Regions from separate parts of the Homo sapiens genome. Here regions 2, 3 and 4 are each linked to region 1. The links are chromatin loops, found by intact Hi-C in ENCODE. Cell type or tissue: psoas muscle. All regions are shown on one strand.

What was found. A loop is a pair of places that touch in the nucleus more often than their neighbours do. Peaks named below come from ENCODE experiments on the same cell type or tissue, not always from the same donor. Only the 100,000 strongest peaks of a DNase experiment are listed, where the experiment ranks them.
Region 2: it touches region 1 in a loop (3.0-fold over the local background); 4 of 110 quality-filtered maps call a loop at or near these places.
Region 3: a loop joins it to region 1, with 3 times the contacts of the local background. A loop is called at or near these places in 51 of 110 quality-filtered maps.
Region 4: a loop joins it to region 1, with 2.2 times the contacts of the local background. A loop is called at or near these places in 10 of 110 quality-filtered maps.

The regions. Positions count from the first base shown.
Region 1 is chr1:59,289,020-59,291,519 of GRCh38, reverse strand. FGGY-DT (FGGY divergent transcript) reads left to right here. Exons shown (of 2, transcript XR_001738089.2): 2 at 1-2,224. Among named protein-coding and RNA genes, the nearest start is that of FGGY-DT, 6.3 kb to the left of the region's middle. In psoas muscle, a CTCF peak has its summit at 1,159; a DNase peak (open chromatin) is centred at 1,169; H3K27ac peaks cover 1,766 bases.
Region 2 is chr1:59,203,120-59,205,619 of GRCh38, reverse strand. No RefSeq gene overlaps it. Among named protein-coding and RNA genes, the nearest start is that of HSD52, 58 kb to the right of the region's middle. In psoas muscle, no CTCF peak of the experiment used is centred here; a DNase peak (open chromatin) is centred at 1,499; H3K27ac peaks cover 1,406 bases.
Region 3 is chr1:59,156,008-59,158,507 of GRCh38, reverse strand. No RefSeq gene overlaps it. Among named protein-coding and RNA genes, the nearest start is that of HSD52, 10 kb to the right of the region's middle. In psoas muscle, no CTCF peak of the experiment used is centred here; no DNase peak of the experiment used is centred here; H3K27ac peaks cover 952 bases.
Region 4 is chr1:59,425,722-59,428,221 of GRCh38, reverse strand. The region is part of intron 5 of FGGY (FGGY carbohydrate kinase domain containing); the gene reads right to left. Among named protein-coding and RNA genes, the nearest start is that of FGGY, 130 kb to the right of the region's middle. In psoas muscle, no CTCF peak of the experiment used is centred here; a DNase peak (open chromatin) is centred at 941; H3K4me3 peaks cover 358 bases; H3K27ac peaks cover 2,500 bases.

The DNA of each region.
Region 1 (2,500 bases):
TCAGCAACTAGCATTGTGCTCTATAATAGCAGTGATTAATACCTGGTATATAATTATGGTGATGACAGCCCTTACCTGCCTACTGCATCTCTCATTACTAATAAGATTTGTTTTCTCCTATCTTTCTTCCTTTCTTTCTTTCGCCATTTAGATTCCTTTAAGCCTCTCTGAAACTTGACCCTCTGGCAGGAACAGGTGCCATTACATACAGACACTCTCTCTCTTCCAAATTCACCCTGTCATATCAAAGGGAAAACTGAAGTGGTCCACTGTAGACCTGACAGATGATCACAAACAGGAAACCAGCAATCAGAAGTGCCTACTGAGCTCCCTACCCTGACCATCACCTACAGCTACATTTTACAGATACAAAATCATTGTTTGTTCAACTTTCATATCAAAGGATGCTATTAGTTCATTTCCAAAGGTGGGAAAATGTTTCAACTTACTTTATTACTTGTCTGCTACTTACTATTTTCCCTCCGTTTGCCTGCCTGACTTCTTTTAACTCTTCACTCAACAAATATCTACTGACTACTGAGCACTTGCCAAGTGCTAGGCCAGAGCTGGATGCTGTACTACGGGCAGATGAAGTGCTATGGGCATCCAGAGGTGGAAGAAGAGGGTATAGCGAAAGGGGAGAAAAGGCTGCAACAATATTCACTGAGCCCTGTGCTCCCAGGTCATCACATAGACTATGTCATTATTCCTCCTAACCACCCACATGAGTAAATAGGGGCTATTACTGAAGAAACAGAGGCTTACAAAGGTTGAGCAACTTGCCCAAGGTCATCTATCACAAGACACTACAAGTCAGACTGCTGAAGAGGGAGTTTCTGCTGAGAAGCTGAAGTGGGCAGCTCATATTGGATATGAAGGCTTCAAAGGAATCTAAATCCTAATGATCCCTCTAGAGCCAACATGCAGCACCAGTTTTCTCTTCCACATTTGAACTGCTCATCCACTTCCGGCTCCAAGACCTCACTCTCCATCTAAACTAGTCCCACGCCATCCATATCTTTCTCCACTAACGCCACCCAATCACAACCCCACAGCCTCTTAGTCATGAGTCATTTTTTAAAAACTGCAAACCATGTAATGAGCCATGGCAATATGCAACCCTAAACCTCAACACGTGTTTTCCACAACAAGGCCACAGGTGGCAGAAGCGAGCCTAAGGCCGTAGGACACTAAGGCAGGACTCTCTGGCTTGAGCTTTCCAAAAAGGGAGGTGAGAGAAGGTCTACCTGCGGGAAGTCATGCTGAAGGCCTGAGGCTGAGTCAAAGAAGGAGCCCCCTGGAGGCTCTGCAGTTCCTGGACTTCAGGTAGAGGAACTCTGCCATGAACACCTCTGGAATCGTGTCATTTTGGGACAATTAGAGAATATCAGTTTTCAGACTGAGTTCTATGGGAAGGTGCCTGCACAACAAAGGAGAGACGGAATGGACTTCAGGTCTTCCAAAATACCCCTCATGTTCACCAAGTTGCTCTCTGCTCTAAGATACCAGATGAGGGGGCCAGTGGGGACTGAAACCCAGTCCCCAGTCTGCTGGCCAATCCCTTTGCCTGTGAGGCTGCTCTGTCCTACCAGAGAGGGCACTTTTCATAATTTGCACCAAGTACAGAATAGGATAGTGTAGCTTTACCCTTCTCCCTACCATCAACCACAGACACATCAACACATGCACACATACAGCCACACAAATATACCTACAGGCATACACATACAACACAGGCACATACATGTTTGCACAAAGTCACATGTAGACACAAACGCAGAGCACACAGACACAAACACAGGCACAAACCCATACTTACACTACACACACACACAAACACACACAGACACACAAATGCAAATTAAGCCACAATGTAGCACATAGAGATATAGACACAGACGCAAATACAGTCACATAGAGATATAGACACACACTTATACACACATATATGTAAATATACAGTCTCATTCACTTTATACCACACATGTATAAACATACACAATTGTATGTAGACACACATACACATAGGTACTCAGACCGCATAGATACATATGTACACACATACAAATATATGCACATACACAGATATATATATACACACATGCATCTTTAACCAGAACAACTTTACTTTTGTCAGTTTTATATGACAGAGTCTTTAAAAAAAGATTTCATCTGGCTTGTGTTCTACTATTAAAAGAGAAAATGAATTTGCTTGTTTCAAGGATTCATGTTTCTTTCATTAATCAATCAGATACTTGATGACAATATATAGAAATAAAATGACAGTGAGGAGTATGCTCGGACATAATAGTAGCAGGTCTTTCCATGATCTGAACATTATAATTAGTTTTGTTTTAAATTTATATCATGATTTAAAAGTTTATGATTTTTGGCCGGGCGCGGTGGCTCACGCCTGTAATCCCAGCACTTTGGGAGGCCGAGGCGGGTGGATCATGAGGTCAGGAGATCGAGACCATCCTGACTAACAAGGTGAAACCCC
Region 2 (2,500 bases), 86 kb after region 1:
CCTTGCAAAATTCTATCAGGTAGATCATACAATTATTTTTATTTTATATGGGAGAACACTAAAGCCTCTCAGATTAAATAACTTGTCAAAAGTCTTACAACTAGCAAGGGTTTCACTCAGGTCATCTAATTTCAATCTGTTTACACAACCACTCTGCCATACTCAAGATGAAGTGCAAATATATGCATATATTTCCATACATCCATTCATTTATTTTTTGAGTATTTCTGCTAGGTCTCTTGGTTGGGATAAAGAGATAACTAAGATGGGGTTCTCTTCAAGGCATGATAATATAAAGAATTTCAACATTATTTCTGACATGCTTCAATAGTCCCTTCCTGATTCTCAGCTTCCATCTCGAGATTTTTTTAAATGATGAGATCCTTCTGAGACTCTCCATCTCTTTAATAATCAAAGGAAAGTTCATTAAGGGTGCATAATGGAACTCCAAGATATCAAGTCCTAATCTGTGGGACCTGTAAGTTACCTTGTTAGCAAAGACTTTGTAGATTTAAGTTAAGGGTCTTGAGATGAGGAGTTAGTTCTGGATCACCCAGATTGGTCCTAAATGAAATCACAATTGTCTTTATATGGGAGAGGCAGAAGGAGACTTGACTACACACAGAAGAGAAAACAGCTTGAACATGGAGATAGAGGTCAAAGTGATGCAGCCACAAGCCAAGAAATGCTGGCAGCCACCAGAAGCTGGGAAAGGCAAGGCACAGATTTTCCCCTAGAGTATCTGGGAAGACACTCTCATTTTGGACTAGTGAAACTGATTTCTGGTCTCCAGAACAATGAGAGAATACATTTCTATTGTTTTAAACCAACAAGTTTGTGGTAATTTGTTACAGCAGCCACAGGAAACTAACAAACCAAGTTATTATACTTTCCTGTTTTGATGAATCCTGGAATCATTAGAATTCAGGACAAATATGAAACACACAAAACAGGAAATTGAGTTTCAGAAAAATAAATGGACTTGCCCAGGGTCACACAGCTAGCAGGCAGGGGAACTATTAAAACCTATTTCTAACTCTTGAGCTTTGCTAATCACTTTACAGTTTATAACCACGTTGACATAATATCTCTTTTTATTTTCATAGGAACCCAGAACAATTTTCTTTTTTCTTCTTTTTTGATAGATAGGCAATGTTTATCATTGCCTTAGTTTACAATAGAGAGTGAGTGAGGAGCTAGGATTGGAGGCCAGACTGGGTCCTTGGATTCCCTGCCTCTGTAATCACATCCTCTGGCCTGGGATGGATTCAAATGCTGGATGAGGAGGTCTTGTCATGAGCCTCCTGCCAGCCTGGCTGCAGGCAGTTTCAGCTTATCAGTCTGACCTTTGGTTTTCCATGGCAAACCCCTCTGTAGAGGAAACTGCCAACAGGCGGCCCAGGCACTGGCTCTATAAGACTGTATTGTCCTTATTTAGAATTGCTTTCATTTAAACCAGACTTGGTCTTGCAAAACATGTTTATTCTGGTTTCCTCTTCCTCCTGGCTGCCTGACCAGTGTAAGCCCATAGCACAGCAGCTCCAGCTCTTAAACCTGGGCCAGCAGAGCAATGCTAGGAGGAAGACAGGAGGCTCTGGAGAAAGGACACAGGAAGGCATGATTTCCCTTCTTAAGTTGTGCACCAGATGGGATGCACACCCTCTCTGGTGGTGGTGTGTGACCCTTGGGGAGAATGTAGCCATTCAGAACACACCTTGCTGAGACTGACCTCAACTTAAAGAGCACAAAAAACTCAGGAGTAGAGCCTTTTTGAAATTCCAACAGTTATAGACTAACAACAATAATGATGATGACAGTTTTAATAATATAGCAATTTCCTTTTATTAAACACCTACTGTAAACCAAGCACAATGTCAAATCACCTATGTAGTTTATTTCATTTTATTCTCAGAACAGTCATATTAGATAGGTACCTTTTATTAATCCTGCTTTATAGATGAGGAAACTGAGAAAGGTCAAGGTCATACAGCTAGTCAGCCACAGGAGTTGAGATTTGAAGCCAGGTTTGCTTGGGTCAAGAGCGGAGACTGTTCTCATACAACACTCTTCCTTAGGGACCCTCTGTTCTCAGCCCCCTGAACAGTGAGGTTCAGAGAAGGGAGTGATTTGTCCAAGGTCAGCTCCTAGCAGGGCCTCTTTTCCAGGATTCCAGGACAGGGTTCTTTCTAATAGGTTACCCCAGTATGATCTGGAATTTTAAAAAGAAGTAAAAGCAGTTGAAGACCACCCACTTGCTATAATTTGAAAGGCTTGTTCTCCCCTCCCTTCATCTCTTTGAATCCTGCTTCACAGACATTGTTGTCTTTGGGACCAATACATTTCTTCTATCTGCATATCTGGGTAGAAGCTCTCATGGAAGAAAAAAGAAAAGCCCCATAGGTGAAGGGGAGTGTGCCTGCCAAGTTCCTTGTAATAACTTCACACGCAGAGTATTTTCTGAAATGGATCTGCTAGAGTCATCTCATGGAATCTTCTCATT
Region 3 (2,500 bases), 130 kb after region 1:
TTAGTCTTTCTAATGTTAGCCATTTTAGCAAGTGTGCAGAGGTATTTCATTGTGATTTTAACTGGTGTTTTTCTAATGAATAATGATGTTGGACATCCTTTCAGTGCTTGTTTGCCATCTACATTTCTTCTTTGCTTCTTCAAATATTTTGTCCCTTTTATCTACATTTGGTAGTTTCATTTTATTATTATTATTGGTTCTAGCTCTTCCCTTTGGAATTTGCTTCCTTTTCTCAAAGAGGATATTCTACAAATTAGAACACATATGAAGGAGGTACACGTGGTTTAGTAGACAGGGCACAAGTTTGGAAATGATCAGGTATATCTGGACATGAATTCTAGCTCCACTACTTGATAAATTATGTCTCCTTGAGCAACTCAGTTAATGTTCCTAAGCTTTAAGGTAACTTGTCTGTAAAGTGGACCTAGTGAACCCACCTCCTAGTATTTCTATAAAAAATAAGTGAAACACTCTTCTTTAACAAATGTAAGAATGATTAGAATCCCTTCAATGCCAGTTAATCATGTAAAATATCTAGAGTGGCATCGTGCTTATTATTTCCTATTTTCTCTCTTCTTCCCTTTTGTACATACAATATATACACTTTTCTTTTTTTTTCTTTTTCTTTTTTTTTTTTTTTTTTTTTTTGAGATGGAGTTTTGCTCTTGTCACCCAGGCTGCAGTGCAATGGCATGATCTTGGCTCACTGCCAAGATCACAACCTCTGCCTCCCAGGTTCAAGCGATTCTCCTGCCTCAGCCTCCCCAGTAGCTGGGACTACAGGAGTGTGCCACCTATTAAAAATTAATTAATTAAAAATTAGCATGCCTGGCTAATTTTTGTATTTTTAGTAGAGACAGGGTTTCACCGTGTTGTCCAGGCTGATCTTGAACTCCTGACCTCAAGTGATCCGCCTGCCTCGGTCTCCCAAAGTGCTGGGATTACAGGCATTAGCCACCATGCCCAGCCTTAAATACACTTTTTGAAAGAGGTTTATTATACACAAACACACCTGACACACCCCAATAATACCATACCCCAATACTACCTGCTGTGGTACCAGTCTCTCACCAGGGATTCAGGAACCCTCTGATCTGAGGCTCCTCTTCTTTGGACATCCTGTTTTTTCCCACTGCCCTCATCCCTTTCTGAGTCCCTCCTTGTTTATATCTTGCTCAGACAGAAAACAAAAACAAAACCAAAATGGTCATTAAAAAATGTGTGTTGTTTTTTAAAGCAATGGTAGAGAATTCCCAGTCTCTCTGTCCGCAGGGGCTTAAGATACAGATGGTCATCAACAGCTAACAAGAAGGTTTGTTTCCCTCCATTGTGCAAAAAGCTTAGTAGTAGCTCTCTGGATCTCTACTCTTGCCCGTGAGTTTCCATGGGAGCTGAGCTGCCTTTGCTGTGTTCTTGGTGGGGGAAGGGCAGGGTTGGGAGACTCGGGCAATAGCTATTGCCCCTGGCTCTCTGACAAGAAAAGAGCAGCTTCCAGACGGGGTTCAACCTGAAAAAAGGCTCCCCTGCTGTGCGGGAATTATTCACTCTAGGTTATGCTTCCTGTGCAGTAACATCAAATATTCCCGGTGGCTGCAGAAGTTCAGGATTTGACAGCTTAACTGTTTCATGCCCAGTCTGCATGAGCTACAATAGCCCCTGCCATACAATGCTGTGCATGTAATGGATGCCCTGTCATGGTGGTTTTCTTCCTCATTCTGATTTCCAGCCTCAAACAGGTATTGGGGCCATCTCTTGATGTTGCTCTGTGGTTGATGTCCCTGAGGTTTTATATGTGTCATCACTACAATCCTCCCAGGGGCTACTTCTTCATGCCTTTAATTCCTGTGAGGCTCATTCCCTGAGTCCCACCCATCCTGGACGAGCCCAACAGCTGGCTTTGTAGAAGGGTCCAAGGGGTCCTTGAATATCATAGTCTCATTTAAAACAACAACAAAAAAAACGCATTGTCCTCCTAGTGTTTTGGGGCTTGGGCCTTTTCCGTAGAATTTTGGTATTCTCTACTCTGAGGAAATATTGTATTGAAAAGGTCAGTGAGATATCTGAGACAGCCATTTCTCTCACTAAGTGGAAATCTAGTTCCTTTCGTGGAGAAATTCACACAAAAAAGGCATAGATTACAAAGGGCACAATGGCAGGAGAAGTTGCATTAAACCCAGAGTCCTGCAAGATGCCACAGAAAGACTGGCTTAGACTCAAATGCTAATAGCCCTGCTGATGAGCATAGACTACATGAATACACAGAGACTGCGAGGACAACTTATGCACTCTCTCTCCAGCTGGCAGGAGCAATCTTCCTGGAACAGCTCCCTTCTACCTCCCATCCTCTCTGTGCTTAAAAACTTCCGGGAATCTTACTTCCTGCCCCAAACCTTTTCAGACAAATGAATGGATTGAGAAATTACCCTTCACAGAAACTTCAGTGCCTTACCTTCAGACAAAATAATGAAAAAACAAAACAAAATATTAAATTAAAAATTTT
Region 4 (2,500 bases), 140 kb before region 1:
TGTTAATAGATCCCTGAGTAATTATTAAGACCAGAAAATGTTTCATGATCCCTCTAGAATCACTTGCAGGACACTTGGAATCATAAAACCACAGAGGCAGAAATGACCATCAAGTCTCATAATAGCAGGCAGATGTGCCACTGTCACACACTTGGCAAATACCAATAGTTGACTGCTCTTTCTCACTTAGCTGAGATGGGCTTCCCAGCCATCCCCCATACTGTACTCTGGACAGCAACTTCCAATCAGTAAGACTGACAGCTAATCTATCTGCTGTCCTTAATCCAGTCCCACCACCCTACATAAGAGATGATATGAAGCAGAAGGCCATTGGAGTTAAGTGACTGGCTAAAGGTCCCCTATCTAGTAAGTGACAACCCTGGCCCCTGAACATAGACCACCTAACTCCTCATGCAGTGTTACTTCCATCTCCCACTCTGCCTCTCCAAGCTACCGACACATTTTCCAGGAAATGATGGAAGGTACTTTGACTGCCTTGTCTTCTTCCTCAAGGCTGCACAGAGGGGTTGCTGCACTCAGCAGATTATGTGCCATCTTATTCAGACAGGCCCCCTTCTGTGACAGGTACAGAGGAAAGGGGAAAAATAAAGCATCTCTCAAATGCTTTGATTGAAGACAGAGACTACAGATGTTCCTGGAGAACTCTGGTTCTCAGGAGCATGAGCAAAAAGAAATTCCCCGAGTCCAGAGAGCCTGGACTGAAATTTAAGCTACAGCAATGTGAGTCATTTCAGCTGAGGAGGAGACGGCAAGGTAACCAACTCTTACCTCCGCCATCTCGTGTCTCATTCGGTCATGAGTAAAGCAGCAGCTATGCAGTTAGTGTCACCAAGAGATCAGTCACCACCTGAGGCCATCTGTTTCTGTCAGGCAGGCAGATTCCCAGCATGCACTGGTCCCAACTGGATTTTTGTGGGGAGGGAGGCAGCAAGGGCCCCAGCTGCTGTCACCAGACAGGGAGGCGCCTTCTCTTCACCTCCGTCCTGGGTGCCTGCTATGGACCTGAGTTCCCAGCTGTCTTTGTGGCTAGAGTCTTTCCTTGCCTGACTCAGAATATTAAATGTGCCCTCTTTCCAAAGGGAGAATTGAAAACCTTTTTTGTGTGTTCGTTGATTCATATCTGTGATAGCAAGAGGTGGGTGAGGTAGAAAGTCAGGCTTATCCTGTTTGCAGGTGGCATAATCAGTTGAAAGATTTTTATGTCCCTCAAGTCCCCAGCATGCTTGGCCTCTGAAAAAGGTTTCAAAACAAAATAATAATCATGATCATAATAATCAAAGCTGTATTAGCATTGCCTGGACTGGCTGACAGAATTGCAGGCAACCAGTTTTTTTTTTTTTTTCAGTGTTAATCTCATCCAAAGCAACTTAGATTGCTACAACCATCTCATCCATCCATTCAACAAATATTTACTGCAACCAACTAAGGTTCTAGACACAGTTCTAGGGATTGCGGAGCAAGCAGGCAGGTCCCTGACTTCATGGAGCAAAAGTAAACAAGTAAACAAAAGCAAAAGTAAACAAGTAAAAAGTAAACAAGGGCCAGGAGGACATAAATATATTAACGTAGGGGAGGCCTGTGAGTTAGAAATTCAGGGATGGCCTCTCCAATGGGGGAACTCCTGAGGTGAGACCAGGCTGGATAAGAATGTCAAATACACTATCACTTTTTGAAATTAAAACATATTGTGAAATTTATTTTTCAGTCCTGAATTACTGGTATTTTTGAGGGTGAAATAATGTTATTCCAGACATCAGTCAGCAACTTCATTCATCCTCCTTGACTCTTCCCAACTCAATTCCTTCCTCCTTCCCCTCCCTTCACTCCCCTTCCCACCCTGGATACCCTAATGACAAGCCTTCCAGGACCCTCTATGCCATGGAGCTCCGCAATTCCTCTGCCCCAATCCATTTCTGCTGGGGAAAGGGAGGAATTCAATCCCAGAAGAGCCATTTCTTCTGGACTAGCAAGGACAGAAGTCAAAATTATGGGAACTGGGAGCTGCTGACTAAAAGCGGAACTGCCCAGAGGTGGTGGTGCTGGAAGCTCAGGTAGAATGGGGTGAGAGATGGACATGTTAAATGCCCTCCACCCTCCTCCATGCAGGAGACAGGAGCTCTAAGGGTAATCCAGGACAGAGAGAATTGATTTCAAAAGCAGTACTCCAGTGGTGCACAGAGAAAAGTTTTGTATCATGTTCCTAAATTTTCGTATTTGAAACTTATTCAATTTCAAAAATTAAAAAAAAATATGAATTGTGAACACTCTTAAAATCATATTCCTTGGAATTATGTGGAATAAACACTGAAAAATCAATTCCATTATTTGGCTCCAATACCACCACAGGGTAAGGAGTCAGCTGATTTTCTGAAAAATGAAAAGAGCCAGAGGAAAAGAATGTCTGTCAAAGGGAACAGTAAATTCAAAGAACATAGGCCAGAAAAGAACTTGACATGCTCAAGGAAACCAAAAGAAACAG